Regions from separate parts of the Homo sapiens genome. Here region 1 is linked to region 2. Evidence: read pairs that join two places in POLR2A ChIA-PET (ENCODE). Cell type or tissue: OCI-LY7. All regions are shown on one strand. Links, peaks and the distances in the headings refer to the core of each region. The heading gives the core; the rest is flanking DNA. Region 1 overlaps GCSH (glycine cleavage system protein H). Region 2 overlaps PLCG2 (phospholipase C gamma 2).

Region 1 (8,790 bases), core at 506-8,505, 720 kb after region 2:
TCTCAGCTCACTGCAACCTCTGCCTCCTGGGTTCAAGCAATTCTCATGCCTCAGCTTCCCAAGTCGCTGGCATTACAGGAGTGTGCCACCACACCTGGCTAATTTTTGTATTTTTTTAGTAGAGATGTGGTTTCACTATGCTGGCCAGGCTGGTCTCAAACCCCGGACCTCAGGTGATCCACCCGCCTCGGCCTCCCAAAGTGCTGGGATTACACGCATGAGTCACTGTGCCTGGCCTGCGACATGATAATTTAAGGAAAAAAAAAATTATTTCATTCCTTCAGCTTTTGAGTGCTTGCTATGTGGCAAGCACTGTATTTAAAATTGGGAAAACAAATGAAAATAAGATAAACCTTGCTGTTTCTTGGTGGGTACACAGCCTACTTCCTGGGGAGACTGACAGATGATCTCTAGTATGTTCAGCACCGTGTGTGTGCTGGGGGATAGTGGTACAGGGTGCCGTAAGAGCATGTTGGCTGGCCTAAGAACCTAGACTTGGTTAGACAAGCCTTTGGGCAGGAACGGACTTCTGAATCTAGACCGGAAGTAGTTAGTAAAGATGGTAGGGAGAGTCTTTCAGTCAAAACACAGTGTACACATCTTAAACTTTCTTACCTGAACGTCAGAGTGACCTGAAACATTCAGTTCTTTGAAGTGGAATGAAGCAAAATAAATTTCTTAGTGACACATTTTTTGACTTCTTCCACTGAAGGGGTATGAACTTTAGAAAGTTTCATAATTAAGGGGAAAAGAAAGCAATATTGAATTATATACTTGGCTAGGCACGGTGGCTCACACACTATTATCCCAGCACTGTGAGAGGTTGAGGTGGGAGGATCATGAGCTCAGGAATTTGAGACCAGTCTGGACAACATAGACCCCCCCATCTCTACAAAAATAAAAAATAAAAATAATAATTATACACTCTACTTACGTTGTGCTGCGTATCAGAGCTGTAACCAAAGCAATTGAATGCTGTTTTAAGTACTACTATCCTTTGGGTAAGGGGTAAAATGAGCCAGTGAGGCCTCTTTAAAACAGTATTTGAGTTAACCATTTTTCTATGAACTTACGTTGCATTGTTTTTAGAAAAATACTTGGTGTCAGAATATGAACTGTATTTAATATAGCATATGCTTTTTAAAAAATATTATTCTCTAAGGCAAGTACTTTTAACTTTATATCCTAAATAACTCTTTTTACTCTTGAACATTGGCCGGTCCTTCTTTCAGGATTCCCTGAATCGTTTGACCGTATCTTTAGAGAAGTGCTCAGTAAGTCGAGGGCTGAACCTGTCCAGTGAGTGGTGAGCAGAGCTTGATTCTCCACCAACCCATGGCTTAGCTCTGAGAAGACTGTTGAGTTGTGATCTTAATTTTCTTCTTTAAGCGATGGTAGTGCTATCTTCAAGGTTAGGCTTGAATTTGATTAAAGTAGAATTTTAAGAACTTAGTCAAATTATAGTTGTTCCAGGAGGTCAGTTTCATTCCTGTAAAATTTTACTTTGTAACCCAAGCTGCACTGAAGCTCTCTTAGGTCAACTCTGCCTAAAGAGGCACCTGATTATTACTGTTATTTTTTTTTTTAGGTTAAATCATTTCTTATATGAGCCATCTTTATGCTGCCTCCCTAAACCTCATCACCCCAAATTTGTCTTCAGAGGCACAGATTTTTTTTTCTGCAAGACAGACCAGTAATAGTTAAGTATACATTTGAAATATGCTCCAAAATTTTCTTTTGTGATTTAGGCTAAGTAATGTTAAAGCAGATAATCCAATCTCCAAAAGATGCACAAGGTGTTCAGATGAAGCCATCTTTGCTTAAATGGTACTGCTGTTTAAATGCGTCATCTCTATACATGATCTTCATTCTTTCCTGAGCCATGCACTATTTAAAGGTAGTGTCAACAGGTCAAACAGAAATTCTGGGAAAGTCTTTTGAAAGCAATGGTAATGAAAAGTGCTTCTTAAGAAGTAATGCTACTGCTTTTCTGAAATGTTGGTCTTCTGTTTTAGTGCGTAAATTCACAGAGAAACACGAATGGGTAACAACAGAAAATGGCATTGGAACAGTGGGAATCAGCAATTTTGCACAGGTATTGGATTATATTGAAATATTTGTCCCAGTGTGCTCTTGCATGATTTGCTTTATCTCTACCTTTTTAAAAGTGTTTAGGCTGCGTGAGGTGGCTCATGCCTGTAATCCCAACACTTTGGGAGGCTGAGGCAGGAGGATTGCTTGAGGCCAGGAGTTCAAGACCAGCCTGGTCAACAAAGTGAGACCCCGTCTCTACCAAAAGTTAAAAAAAAAAATTAGCCTGGCATGGTTGCTCATGCCTGTGGTCCCAGCTACTCAGGAGGCTAAGGCAGGAGGGTCGCTGGAGCCCAGGAGGTTGAGGCTGCAGTGAACCATGATCATGTCACTGCAAAATACAAAAATTAGCTGGTCTTGGTGGTGCACACCTGTAATCCCAGCTCGTCAGGAGGCTGAGACAGAAGAATCACTTGAACCTGGGAGGCAGAAGTTGCAGTAAGCCGAGATTGCACCACTACACTCTAGCCTGGGTGACAGAGTGAGACTCCATCTCCAAAAAAAAAAAGAAAGAAAGAAAGTAAGAAAACCAACCAGAGTTGAATTAAGTAAAACATAATTTAGTTAGGGCATTATGTGGTGTTTTAAGAGATGTTGCAAGCTTAACACTGAAAGTAGGAAACATGTCCTATTCAAGAAGGAAATGTGTGTGTTTTGTACTGGGCAATTAAGGAAAGAGGAAAAAGAAGAGCAGGGTGTTGCCACCATTTTGTGGGTCCAGTGATACACACGTGACCAGGAGGACGGGAAGAAAGAAAACCTCAATAGGCACAGATGACACAAAGGGAAGGCTTTTATTCAGCCCATCTTTTCTCTGTAAATTCCCCTCAATTCCATATGGCGATACTGTTTAAGAGAAAATGAGAAGCCAAATCCTAGCGTGTTCAGTGATTTTCAACTGGATGTATGTATTGGGTGAGGCGGGGAAGGGGGGATGTTAACTGATGGGAATGCACTCGTGTCACTTAATGATGGAGCTATGTTCTGATAACTGCCTCCTCGGGGATTGCGTCCTTCTGTGAGCCTCCTAGGGTGCCCTTACACACACCTAGATGGTACAGCCTATTACACACCTTGGCTGTATGGTACAGCCTTTGCTCCTGGGCTACAAACCTGTACAGCATGTTACTGTACTGAATACTGTAGGCAATCGTAACACACTTGGCCTATCAAAACACAGAAAAGGTACAGTAAAAATATGGCATAGGTTGAGCATCTCTAATCCCTGAAATACTCCAAAAATCTGAAACTTTTTGAGCACCAACGTGACTCTTAAAGAAAATGCTCATTGGAGCGTTTTGGATTCCAGAATCTTGGATGAGGAGTGCTCATGTATTAAGTATAATGCGAGTATTCCAAAATCTGAAATCCAAAACACTTCTGCTCCCAAGCATTTTGGACAAGTGATACTAACTATATTATAATTTCATGGGACCACTGTCATATATGTGGTCTGTTGTTGACCAAAATGCCATTAGGCGGCACGTGACTGTACAAAATTCCTCAGACATGTAAGATGCTTGTGTGTTGATAATCACAATTATATCTTCCTTGGCATCTCTGTATACCTACTATGAGGCCCAGTGTTGGATAGTTTTTGAGATGTTGTGTAAGATGTCGTCCTTACCTCCTAGAGTTTATTTGTGAGGGGAATTACCTACATGAGAATGACTTGCAAACATTACATGATGGCATCGGAACGGTGGGGTTGTAATTCACTTACCTGATGGAGAGACCACTTCTTTCTGGAGTCAGGGACTTCAGGGAGTACAAGGTGTGAGGACTATGATTTGTAGAATCAGTGAGCAGGATTTCAGCAAATGCTTTGGGGGCAATGGTGTACATAAAACTACAGAGGTGGAAGAACACCAAATATGTTCATGCCCAGAAGAGCTAGCAGTGTTTGCCGGGCGCAGTGGCTCACACCTGTAATCCTAGCACTTTGGAAGGCCGAGGCAAGTTGATTATCTGAGGTCAAAAGTTCAAGACCAGCTGGCCAACATGGTGAAACTGCATCTCTAGCAAAAAATTTTAAAAAATTAACCAGGCATGGTGGTGGGCACCTGTAATCCCAGCTACTTGGGAGGCTGAGGCAGGAGAATCGCTTGAACCTGGGAGGCAGAGGTTGCAGTGAGCTGAGATCAGGCCACTGCACTCCAGCCTGGGCAACAAGAGAGAAACTCTGTCTCAAAACCAAATAAAACAAAGAGCTAGCAGTCTTGTGTGGGGCAGGAGGCTTGTGTTAGGTTGCTAAAGCCTGTGAGCCAGATCTGGCTGGCGGCTGGTCTCTTGCAGCTCCTGAGTTGAGAATAGTTTTTTAAAATCATTTTATTTTACTTAGTTTTGGAGAACAGGGTCTTGCTATATTGCCAAGGCAGGTCTCAAACTCCTGGGCTCAAGCTATCCTCCCACCTCTGCCTCCCTAAGAGCTGGGATTACAGGCATGAGCCACCGCACCCAGCCATTTATTTTTATTCTTGACATGGAGTCTTGCTCTGTCGCCAAGGCTGGAGTATACAGGTGCAATCTCAACTCACTGCAACCTCTGCCTCCCAGATTTAAGTGATTCTCCTGCCTCAGCCTCCTGAGTAGCTGGGATTGCAAGTGCCTGCCACCACACCCAGCTAATTTTTGTATTTTTATTAGAGACTGGGTTTCACCATGTCAACCAGGCTGGTCTCGAACTTCTGACCTCATGTGATAACACCCACTTTGGGCCTTTCAAAGTGCTGGGATTACAGGCGTGAACTACCACACCTGACTGAGAGTAGTTTTTACATGTTTAAAGGATTTTAAGGAAAACTCAAGAATGTAGCCCCTCCAGTATAAAATATATACTAAATCTTCATTATAGGGGATTCAGTGTTTGGCTTATTCTGTTTACTGGAGGGTTTAGTTATAACTTCTTAGAGATTTTTGGTTTTGTCTTGTTTTATTTAGGAAGCGTTGGGAGATGTTGTTTATTGTAGTCTCCCTGAAGTTGGGACAAAATTGAACAAACAAGGTGAGTGTTCTTAGGATCTTAGAATGATCCATGCCATGAATTTTGTTTACATTGAATAGTAATTTGTTTGTACCCTGGATTAATTAGAGTGCTTTTTTTTTTTTGGAGACAGTCTTGCTTTGTCACCCAGGCTGGAGTGCAGTGGCACCATCTCGGCCCACTGTAACCTCTGCCTCCTGGGTTAAAGCGATTCTTGTGTCTCAGGCACGTGCCACCACGCCCAGCTAATTTTTGTATTGTAGAGACAGAGTTTCCCCATGTTGGCAAGGCTGGTCTCGAACTCCTGACCTCGAGTGATCCGCCCGCCTTGGCCTCCCAAAATGCTGAGATTACAAGTGTGAGCCACCGTGCCCAGCCAATTAGAGTGCTTTTGACCCAAGTATTAGGTTGGTGTAAAAGTAATTGCTACTCAGAGGCTGAGACAGGAGAATTGCTGGAACTTGGGAGGCGGAGGTTGCAGTGAGCCGAGATCCCATCACTGTACTCCAGCCTGGGCAACAGAGCAAGACTCCGTTTTAAAAAAAAGAGAGAAAAAAAGTCTATTAATATCGATATGTTAGATAATATCCTTAAACTAATGAATACCCTTTTAAGACATTCTGCTAAAGGTAGTTTTTTAACTTGATGTAAAATCTACATACAGTGAAATGCATGGACCAGAAGTGTACAATTCAGTGAGTTTTAACAAATGTATACACTTAAATAAACCTTCCTAGTCAAATAGATGACCTCTTCTCTCGTTTCTACACCATAGGTTTATTTTGCCTATTCTTTATATGAAAGGAATCACACAGTGTGTGTTACGTTTGGCTGCTTTTGGGATTTACCAAGCTTCTTGAATCTGTAGATTGAATTTTTTTTCGATTAAATTTGGAGACTTCTTATTTTAGTCATGATTTCTTTCTCTTCCCACTTCATTCCTTTTTCCTTCTCTGATTTGAGACATGTTCGTCATATCACTTGATATTGTCCTATAGGGTCCCTAAGACTGTTAACTTTTCAGCCTTTTTTAAACTGTTCTTTTTTTTTTCTTCTTATTTTTTTGAGACGGAGTCTTGCTCTGTTGCCCAGGCTGGAATGCGATGGTGCGACATTGGCTCACTGCAACCTCCGCCTCCTAGGTTCAAGCAATTCTCCTTTTTCAGCCACCCAAGTAGCTGGGAGTACAGGCATGCACAACCACACCAGGCTAATTTTTTAAATTAATTAATTTATTTATTTCGAGGTTTTGGTAGAGGCGGGGTTTCACCATGTTGGCCAGGCTGGTCTTGAACTCGTGACCTCAAGTGATCTACCCGCCTTGGCTTCCCAAAGTGTTGGGATTACAAGCATGAGCCGCCGTTCCTGGCCAGTAGTTCAGAGTTCATAATTGTGTTTTTTTTGTTTTTTTTTTTTTTTTTTTTTTTTTTTTTTTTTTTTTTTTTTTTTTTTTTTTTTTGAGACGGAGTCTCGCTCTGTCGCCCAGGCCGGACTGCGGACTGCAGTGGCGCAATCTCGGCTCACTGCAAGCTCCGCTTCCCGGGTTCACGCCATTCTCCTGCCTCAGCCTCCCGAGTAGCTGGGACTACAGGCGCCCGCCACCGCGCCCGGCTAATTTTTTGTATTTTTAGTAGAGACGGGGTTTCACCTTGTTAGCCAGGATGGTCTCGATCTCCTGACCTCATGATCCACCCGCCTCGGCCTCCCAAAGTGCTGGGATTACAGGCGTGAGCCACCGCGCCCGGCCGTTTTTTTTGTTTTTGAGACGGAGTCTCACACTGTCACCAAGGCTGGACTGCAATGGCATGGTCTCGGCTCACTGCAACCTCCACCTCCCGGGTTCAAGTGATTCTCCTGCCTCAGTCTCCCAAGTAGCTGGGATTATAGGCGCCCACCACCACGCCCGGCTAATTTTTTTGTATTTTAGTAGAGACCATGTTGGCTAGGCTGGTTTCAAACTACTGACCTCAGGTGATCTTCCTGCCTTGGTCTTCCAAAGTGCTGGAATTACAGGCATGAGCCACCACGCCTGGCCCAGAGCTTATAATTGTTATCTGATACAGGGTACTTCACTGTCACTGGAACATTCTAAAGTTTTCATTTTGTTTTTTTCTGAGCCACAGCTAAGTTGCAAGAACATGGAGTTTTACTGAACCTACACACATCTGGCATTCAGGCACATCACCATTTGTTATTTACTGTGTCCAGGACACACAGATAGGTCCACTTTATTGAGACAATATATACCCTTCTCGTGGTTATTATAGCCTGACAAAACTTATGGTTTTATTTTTAATTAAAGAAATGTAGGCCAGGCACGGTGGCTCACGGTTATAATCCCAGCACTTTGGGAGGCTGAGGCGGGTTGATCACGAGGTCAGGAGTTCAAGACCAGCTTGGCCAACACAGTGAAACGCTGTCTCTACTAAAAATACAAAAATTAGCTGGGCGTGGTGGTGCGCGCCTGTAATCCTAGCTACTTGGGAGGCTGAGGCAGGAGAATGGCTTGAACCCGGGAGGCAGAGGTGGCAGTGAGCCTAGAACACACCATTGTACTGTAGCCTGGTGACAGAGCGAGACTCCGTCTCAAAAAAAAAAAAAAAAAAGAGCCAGGTGCAGTGGCTTATGCCTATAATCCCAGCACTTTGGGAGGCCGAGGCGGGCGGATCACGGCATCAGGAGATTGAGACCATCCTAGCTAACACAGTGAAACCCCGTCTCTACTACAAATACAAAAAATTAGACGGGCGTGGTGGCAGGTGGGCGCCTGTAGTCCCAGCTACTCGGGAGGCTGAGGCAGGAGAATGGCATGAACCCTTGGGAGGTGGAGCTTGCAGTGACGTGAGATTGCGCCACTGCACTCCAGCCTGGGCAACAGAGCGAGACTCCATCTCAAAAAAAAAAAAAAAAGAAATTTGGAATTTTAAAATCATAGCTGTATGACAGGAATCTACTTTTTCGTATTTTATGTTTTCAAGTAACTGACTTTTAACATTTCATGTTTTCTTTAATTTTTTTTCCACTTAGATGAGTTTGGTGCTTTGGAAAGTGTGAAAGCTGCTAGTGAACTCTATTCTCCTTTATCAGGAGAAGTAACTGAAATTAATGAAGCTCTTGCAGAAAATCCAGGACTTGTAAACAAATCTTGTTATGAAGATGGTAAGCTGTTGCTAGAAATTTCTCAAGGAATTACTACTACAGTAAATATTTTATCTAGAATTTAAAGCAAGTTTAGCTGATTGTGACTTCATCTTTTTCTACTTCTTGGTACTAAATAGAGATGTTCTGCTTTAAAAGAAAAACAGAGGTTAGTTGAATACTTAAAGTTATGTTTAAGATTTCTGGCTAGGCGCAGTGGCTCGCGCCTGTGATCCCAGCACTTTGGGAGGCCAAGGTGGGTGGATTGCTTTAGTCCAGGAGTTGGAGACCAGCCTGGGCAACATGGTGAAACTCTGTCTCTATAGAAATACAAAAATTAGCTGGCTGTGGTGGAATGTGCCTGTAGTCTCAGTTACTAGGGAGGCTGAGGTGGGAGAATTGCTTGAACCTGGGAGGTCAAGGCTGCAGTCTATAGTGAGCCAAGATCGCACCACTCCACTCCAGCCTGAGTGACAGAGCGAGACCTTCTCAAAAAAAGAAAAAAAAATCTCTGATGATAAAAGCATTACCTTATTTTGCAGTTTCTTGATATCAGTTGTAGATTCTTTGGTTTTGGT
Region 2 (8,790 bases), core at 430-8,429:
GTGGCTTGTGGTGTGCAGAGGTGTGTGCTGAGGGGATAAGGTCAGGCCAAGAGTGTCTGCAACAGTTTCAGTTCCCTGCCACAAAAGCAACAAGTCCAAGTCACCATGCTCAGAGAGACCAGGCCTGGCTTAGCACAGGTTCCCACTCTCTCATGAGCTACTCAGAACACACACCCACACTCCTTCCTCACCCCTAGAATAGGAGTATTATATTTTAGAGGACAATGCCTGGTAGACACCACCAACCTCACAGGCAGCAACCTTCATCAGGCAGGTCCAATAGGCCACAAACTACACCAAGCTCATGTCTCCCCTGATCTCATGGGAGCCCCTCCAGCATGCTCTGATAAGCCCCATTTTGCATAGGGGGAAACAGAGGCCAGGCCCACAGAGGCTATGGAGCTTGCTCAAGATTGCACAGTGGTGGCCAGGTGAGGTGGCTCACGCCTGTAATCCCAGCACTTTGGGAGGCAGAGGCAGGTGGATCACAAGGTCAGGAGATCGAGACCATCCTGGCTAACACAGTGAAACCCCATCTCTACTAAAAATAGAAAAAATTAGCCAGGCGTGGTGGCGGGCACCTGTAGTCCCAGCTACTCAGGAGGCTGAGACAGGAGAATGGCTTGAATCTGGGAGGCGGAGGTTGTAGCGAGCCGAGATCATGCCACCGCACTCCAGCCTGGGCGACAGAGGGAGACTCCATCTCAAAAATAAAATAAAATAAAATAAAATAAAAAGATTGCACAGTGGTAGGTGGCAGAGCTGAGACTCAAACTCAGTGCTGTGGGCTTGGGGCCACACAGCCTCTCCAGTACAGTCTCTCAGGACCCTCCTCCCTCTCTCTCTAAAAGGGTGCCCTGGACATTCTGACCTCAGGACACTGGGGATTCACTTCTTTGGAACTTAAGGGGAGGGGTTTGCCTCCAAAACAGCCAACAGGCCTTGGCAAATGCAAAACAGTGTAGCCCCGTTGGAAAACAGGCTGGTGGTGCCTCAAAAGGTTAAATGTAGTCACAAATGCTTAAATGAATGGTTACTGCATGGCCCAGCAATTCCACTCCTAGGTGTACACCCAAGAGAAAGGAAAACACATCTACACAAAATCCTGCATATGAATGTTCACAGCAGCACTATTCATAATAGCCAAAAGGTAGAAACAACCTAATATTGTTTGCATATCTGTCTCCGCAGCAGTCTCATGTTGAATTGTAACCCTCAGTACTGGAGGTGGGGTCTGGTGGAAGGTGACTGGATCATGGGGATGAATTGCTCATTAACGGTTTTGCACCATCTCTTGGTGCTGTCCTTGCAATATTCAGTGAGTTCTTGAGAGATCTGGCTGTTGAAAAGTATGTGGCACCTCCCTCCCTCTCTCTCTTGCTCCTGCTTTCTCCATGTCACATGCCAGCCCCGCCTTCACCTTCCACCATGATTGTAAGCTTCCTGGGGCCCCTCCAGCCATGCTGAACTGTGAGTCAATTAAACCTCTTTCCTTTTTATATTACCCAGTCTTTGGTAGCTCTTTATAGCCGTGAGAACAGACTAATACAGTGACCCTGGGCTATGCCTCAATGTTCTCATCTGTAAAATGGAAATAATGCGTATTGAACACATACAGTTGTGGAATTAAGTAAGCAATAATACAGGGAAAGCTCTTAGAGCTGTAACAGGTACATAAACATATACTACATAAATGTCAGCTCTTATGGTGGCGTTAGTGACAGTGATGACAATGATGACGATGTGGGGGCTTGATGGGCTTCCTGCCTTGTATGAAGCTGAAAAAATGCTTCAGCCTGAAACCAGCTCTTCCTTTGCAACTTGGATCTCAGATCCAGAAGGCAGAGCCCAGGATCTGAGAAGCCCATCCTCCTCAGTGCCCTCCTCGCAGAGATGCACACTGCCCCAATCCCTCAAGCCTGCAGAAGGGTTACCAAGGCACCCTGCCCTTTCTTGGGTCCCAGAGCTGACCTCCCTCTCCTGATGTAGGAGGAGGACACCGCTGGGACAAGACATGGGGAGCTGACCCTGTGAAATCACCACATGAATCACCACGTTCAACAAGATAAGCCTCTGCTGTGAGGTCTCCACTGACCACCTGGAGAAGGAAATGCATTGAACAGACTTGAAACATGACCTAGGAAGCCTTGGCGAGAAGGTAGAATGGACGACTCAGGAGAAAGCCAACCAGAGCAGCCCGAGGGGCCATATCAGTCATCCGTCATCCACTGCAAACTCTCCCATGGCTCCCGGCTCCCTGGAGGAAAAGCTTGAGTGCTATGGAGGCCTCCACAGCCCTGGGTCATGTGACCCCTGCTTCCTCCCCATAACTCTGCCCCCATCACCCTGCTTGGCTGGCTATCCCCAGAACATGCCCCACCTCGAAGGCTTTGTCCTGGCCATTCCTGAAGCCCTCAAAACACTTATCTACACAGCCCACTCCTTCAACTTTTCCAAGCCTTTGCTCAAATGCCAGCTTCTCAGTGAGGCCTTCCATGTCCCCAGCCCCACACCTGGACCCTCATGATCCCCCTTTCAGCATTCTATTTCTTTCCATATATAAAAATTTACTCAGTTACAACTTACAAGACACGAATCACATGTCTGCAGGCTATCCTATGATCATGTAATGGTGCAGACTCCTACTCTCAATGGTCATGAAGCTCCCTGGCCACAAGCTGAGCAGTGCTGCCTGGGTCAAAAGCAACCCCCAAGAAAGGTTCTACTGTGATTACCCAGTAATCTGCAGAAGTACAGCTGGCACTGGATGCTCGGGCCCAGCAATCAGATGTCACACCTAAATCTAGGACAGATGGCAAAGCTGGTAGACACACTTCCACATTTTCAGTCTCTGTGGGAAATTAAAGCTACCTGATCACACACACAGGGAGCACCACTATGATGATCATAGTACCTGCCACATGGAGAATGCCTTTGCTGCTTGGGGACCACGGAAGCAGGTAATGCAAAAGGACAAAAGAGGTATAATCTAGATCTGTGCTATCCAATATGGTAGCCACTAGCCACATGTGGCTTTTGAACACTCAGAATTGAATCTGTCTGAATCAAGATGTGTTATAGGTATAAAACACACACTGGATTTTGAAGACACAGACCAAAAACCAGAATCAAATATCTCGTTAATAATTATATTGCATACATGTTGAAATAATAATGCTTTGGATATACTGAGTTAAATAAAATTTATTAATAAAGTTAGTTTCACCTCTTTTTACCTTTATGAATGTGGCAACTAGAAAACTTTAAACTACACACATGACTGCGTACAGTGGCTCACACCTGTAATCCCAGCTACTCAGGAGGCTGAGCTGGGAGGATCACTTGAGCCCAGGAGTTTGATTCACTTCACCCAGAACAAAATCCCATCTCTATTTAAAAAACAAAACAACAATAACAGCAAAAAAAAAAAAAAACAAAAAAAAAAAAAAACAAAACAAAACACTACTCTCATGGCTGGTATTGGTGACTCACACTGTATTTCCATTGCACAGCAGTGGTCCAGAAGCAGCCAGCTTTGGCTACTGCAGGATGGAGACATGGATGGCAAAGCATTGTGAGTGGGGTGGGGGAAGGGGGTGTGAGGCATCTGTTCAGATCTTTCGCCCACTTTTTAATTGGGTTGTTTTCTTATTGTTGAGCTTTTGTTTTTGGTTTTTTTTGTTGTTTTCTTGCGTTTTGTTTTTTTTTTTTTTTTTTCTGAGATGGAGTCTCGCTCTGTTACCCAGGCTGAAGTGCAGTGGTGCAATCTCTGCTCACTGCAAGCTCCACCTCCTGGGTTAACGCCATTCTCCTGCCTCAGCCTCCTGAGTAGCTGGGACTATAGGCACCCGACACCACACCCGGCTAATTTTTTATATTTTTAGTAGAGACAGAGTTTCACCGTGTTAGTCAGGATGGTCTCGATCTCCTGACCTTGTGATCCATCCACCTTGGCCTCCCAAAGTGCTGGGATTACAGGCATGAGCTACCGAGCCTGGCCTTTTATTGTTGAGTTTTAAGAGTTGCCTATTTTGGATATGGGTCCTTTATCAGCTCTTGTTTCATAAATATTTTCCCCTATCTGTGGCTTGTCTTGTTAACCTCTTAACCTAAAGGTTTTCTGGCACATGGTGATTGGGGAAAAGTGTCTGATGTTGTTCCTCTGAAAACTTTGGTAACCTTGGGCAAATCACTGAAGCTCACTGTACTTAGGAGTAAACCAGGCAAAACTCACAGACAGATTGTAATGACTAGACACTACAAATAAATACCCATACACATGATCACATGGATACATGTGAGCTTGTAGTGCCCAGCACAATACTGACACATGGCAGATGCTCAATACTGCTCCCAAGCTTTCAAGAACACTCTCTCATCCTGGTGCCAGCAGCACTTCCCAATGACATTTCTCCAGGTTCCTCTTAGGAGGTAACTGATTGCCAAAGAGGAGGCAGAGGAGCTCAAAGTGGACAGTTAGGAAGAAGCATTTCCAGGGCTCTGGGAAAACGGTCACCAAATATACACTCCCTGGGCTGAGGCGTTAAACCTTGAAATGATGAAAAGTCTGTGCTATGCTTCACCGCAACATTTGGACAAACATCTACTGAGGGAACTAAGACAGGTTACTAACTTCAAAAAATGGTCCTTTTGTGCCACAAAAAAAGCAGAAGTGATGGTTAAAATGTATGATTCTTGACTCAAGCCAAGAAGCACATCCTTGCCAATCAGTGTCCATGCCCATGTGCTGCAAGCTAACATATCCAGAGTTGCCTCATTCATTTACGCCCTAGTCAGCACCAACCCCATGCCAGAAGACAATGCTGGGGCCCAGAAAAGTTGAAAATAGGACACTGTCTACAGAAAGCCAATGTTTAGAAGGAAATTATTACATCAACTATTTAAGATAGAGCAATGAGCAATCAGGAAAATGCAAATCAGAACCACAATGACATAACACTTCACCTCCACTAGGATGGTGATAACCAAAAAGACAGATACTAACATGTGTTGGCGAGGACATGGGGAAGTTGGAGCCCTCATACATTGCTGGTGGGAAAGTAAATGGTGCAACTGCTTTGGCAAACAGTCTTGGCAATTCCTTAAGTGATTAAACAGTTACAGATAACCTAGAATTCCACTCTTAGGCAAAGAGCCAAGAGAAATGGAAACATGTGTTCACACAAAAACTTGTACATGAATGTCCACCGCAGTATTATTCACAATAACCAAAAAGAGTCCAGGCACGGTGGCTCATACCTGTAATCCCAGCACTCTGGGAGGCAAGGCAGGTGGATCACTTGAGGCCAGGAGTTCAAGACTAGCTTGGCCAACATAGTGAAACCCTGTCTGTATTAAAAATACAAAACTTAGCCAGGTGTGGTGGTACACGCCTGTAATCCCAGCCACTCAGGAGGCTGAGGCACGAGAATCACTTGAATCCAGGAGGTAGAGGATGCAGTGAACCAAAATCGCACCACTGCCCTCCGGCCTGACCGACACAGTGAGACTGTAGAGAGTAAAGAAAGAAAGAAAAGGAAGGAAGGAAGGAAGGGAGGGAGGGAGGGAGGGAGGGAGGGAGGGAAGAAGAAAAGAAAGGAAAAGAAAAGAAAAGAAAAGGAGAAAAGAAAAGAAAGGAAAGGAAAGGAAAGGAAAGGAAGGAAAGAAAGGAAAGAAAGAAAAGAAAGAAAGGAAAGAAAGAACAAAGAAAATGAAAACAGTAACCAAAAAGAGAGAACTACCTAAATGTCCATCAAGTGATGAATGGATAAACAAAATATGGTCTATCCATGCAATGGAATATTAGTCTTAAAAAGGAATGAAGTGTTGATAATATGCTACAATATGAACGAACCTTATGTTAGGCTAAAGAAGTGAGATGCATCCTGGCTAACACAGCAAAACCCCATCTCTACTAAAAATACAAAAAAAATTAGACAGGCGTGGTGGTGGGCACCTGTAGTCCCAGCTACTCAGGAGGCTGAGGCAGGAGAATGGCATGAACCCATGAGGCAGAGCTTGCAGTGAGCCGAGATCATGCCACTGCACTCCAGCCTGGGCGACAGAGTGAGATTCCGTCTCACAAAAAAAAAAAAAAAAAAAAAGTGAAATGCAAAAAGCCATGTATTGTGAGAAATGTCCAGAATAGGAAACTCTGTAAAGGCAAAAAGTAGATTTGTCATTGCCAGGGATGGGGGAAAGTAAAGTAGAGGTGACTGCTAATGTATAGGATTTGGGGGAAATTATGAAACATTCTAAAACTGATTATGATAATGTTGGTACAACTCTGAATATACTAAAAACCACTTAACAGTATACATTAAGGGGTACATTATAGGGTATACAATGTTTTTATCTCAATAAAAGTATTAATTTCTTTTGCACTTTGGGAGGCTGAGGTGGGTGGATCACCTGAGGTCAGGAGTTCGAGACCAGCCTGATCAAAATGATGAAATGCCGTCCCTACTAAAAATACAAAATCAGCTGGGCGTGGTGGCGCATGCCTGTAATCCCAGCTACTTGGGAGGCTGAGGCATGAGAATTGCTTGAACCTGGGAGGCAGAGGTTGTAGTGAGCTGAGATTGCGCCACTGCACTCCAGCCCGGCGACAAGAGTGAAACTCCACTCAGTCTCAAAACAAAAACAAAAAAAGAAAGAAAACAAATCTATAGGTTCCTCATCAAGAGAAGGTGGTAGGTCAAGGTAGCAGTTACACATTCAATATCACATATCTACTAAGCATCTACTGGGAACACTTGGTAGCAAAAGCTGGAAGTACAGACATGAATAAGACTGTACCCACCTGAGGCCGGGCGCGGTGGCTCACGCCTGTAATCCCAGCACTTTGGGAGGCCGAGGCGGGTGGATCACGAGGTCAGGAGATCGAGACCATCCTGGCTAACACGGTGAAACCCCATCTCTACTAAAAATACAAAAAATTAGCTGGGCGCGGTGGCGGGCGCCTGTAATCCCAACTACTGTGGAGGCTGAGGCAAGAGAATGGTGTGAACCCGGGAGGCGGAGCTTGCAGTGAGCCAAGATAGCGCCACTGCACTCTGGCCTGGGCGAAAGAGCGAGATCCGTCTCAAAAAAAAAAAAAAAAAAAAAAAAAAAAAAAAAAAAAAGACTGTACTCACCTGAAGGAGCTAACTTCTAGTTTTTTCATTCCAGACAGAATGTTGGTGGGCACCTCTGCACAGCCACAGATTTTTTGGAAGCCATTTCAAAATGAAATGTTGGCCAGGTGTGATGGCTGATGCCTGTAATCCCAACACTTTGGGAGGCTGAGGTGGGTGGATCACTTGTGGTCAGGAGTTCGAGACCAGCCTGACCAACATAGTGAAACCCCGTCTCTACTAAAAGTACAAAAATTAACCAGGCGTGGTGGTGTACAACTGTAATCCCAGCTACTGGGGAAGCTGAAGCAAGAGAATCGCTTGAACCCTGGAGGCGGAGGTTGCAGTGAGCTGAGATTGTGCCACTGCACTCCAGCCTGGGTGACAAAGCAAGACACCACCTCAAGAAAAAAAAAATTAAAGAAAATAAAAAACAACTATCTAATATCGAAAAAATGGGAGATAGGTTTTTAAAAAATAAGGTAGAATCCTATAGTAATTTCAAACAATAGCGAAGACGTGTTTGCTGGAATCGGGAGTATCATGATTGGAAACAACCTAAATGTCCAGCATTGACAGGACAGATCAATCTATCGTGCTGTACTGTTGAGTGAAATTGCTCATGGATGTTAAAATAAAGCTACATCAACATGGAAAATCTTCACAAGGTCAAGCAAAAACATGCAAGTTGCTTGAGGGATACACACCACGCAGTGTCTTTTATGTAAAGACCTGCAAAACATATTATATGTTAATCATGGATGAAAATTTTTGAAATGGGAATTATAATTATTAAATCATGATACTGATTTCTCTAGGGAGGGAAGGGTACTTATGAGAACTTAACTATATTTTATTTCTTAAAAACAAAAAAGATCCAAAGCAAACATCACAACTCATCTAAGTTGGTTGCGGGGTTGGGGGTTATTTATTCTCAATCGCTACGCTACTGAATTCCCACATGCATAATAGCTTTACTCAAATTGATTATCTTGCAGCTCTGGAGACGAGCAAAAGTCATGAGTCTCATGGGGCTAAAATCAAGGCATCACTGGGACAAGCTTTCTCCAGACCCTCTAGGGGAGAATGAGTTCCTTTGCCTTTTCCAGCTTGCACAAGCCACCTGCATTCCTTGATTCATGGCCCCTTCCTCCATCTTCAGAGCCAGCTGGTGCCATCTTCCAGTCTCACTCTGACTCTGACCCTCCTGCCTCCCTCCTGCAAGGACCTTTGTGATTTCATCATATCCACCCAGATAATCCAGGATCATCTCCCCATCTCAAGATCTGTTCAATCTGCAAGGAGCATTTTGCCGTATAGAGTAATATATTCACAGGCTCCAGGGATTAAGACAAGGGCATCTTGGGAGCAGAGAGCGTTTATTCTGCCTATCATAGAGGGTTGGAAATAACAATAATAATAATAATAATAATAATAGCAATAGTATCACAATAGCGAAGATAGGGAATCAACCCAAATGCCCATCAACAATAGACTGGATAAAGAAAATATGGTACATATACACCATGGAATACTATGCAGCCATAAAACGGAACGAGATCGTGTCCTTCGCAGGGACATAGATGAAGCTGGAAGCCATCATCCTCAGCAAACTAACACGGGAACAGAAAACCAAACACTGCATGTTCTCAATCATAAGTGGGAGCTGATCAAT

What was found. Peaks named below come from ENCODE experiments on the same cell type or tissue, not always from the same donor. Only the 100,000 strongest peaks of a DNase experiment are listed, where the experiment ranks them.
Region 1: POLR2A ChIA-PET joins it to region 2 with 6 read pairs; 2 of 35 experiments call an interaction of 5 or more read pairs at or near these places.

What each region holds. Positions count from the first base shown.
Region 1 is chr16:81,083,906-81,092,695 of GRCh38, reverse strand. GCSH (glycine cleavage system protein H) reads left to right here. Exons shown (of 5, transcript NM_004483.5): 2 at 2,016-2,095; 3 at 5,032-5,095; 4 at 8,102-8,233. Among named protein-coding and RNA genes, the nearest start is that of GCSH, 8.1 kb to the left of the region's middle. In OCI-LY7, for the core only: no CTCF peak of the experiment used is centred there; no DNase peak of the experiment used is centred there.
Region 2 is chr16:81,800,428-81,809,217 of GRCh38, reverse strand. All of the region lies in intron 2 of PLCG2 (phospholipase C gamma 2), which reads right to left. Among named protein-coding and RNA genes, the nearest start is that of PLCG2, 26 kb to the right of the region's middle. RefSeq lists enhancers at 333-442, 733-792, 823-932, 943-1,012. In OCI-LY7, for the core only: a CTCF peak has its summit at 3,938; DNase peaks (open chromatin) are centred at 3,550 and 4,677; H3K4me3 peaks cover 4,228 bases; H3K27ac peaks cover 7,498 bases.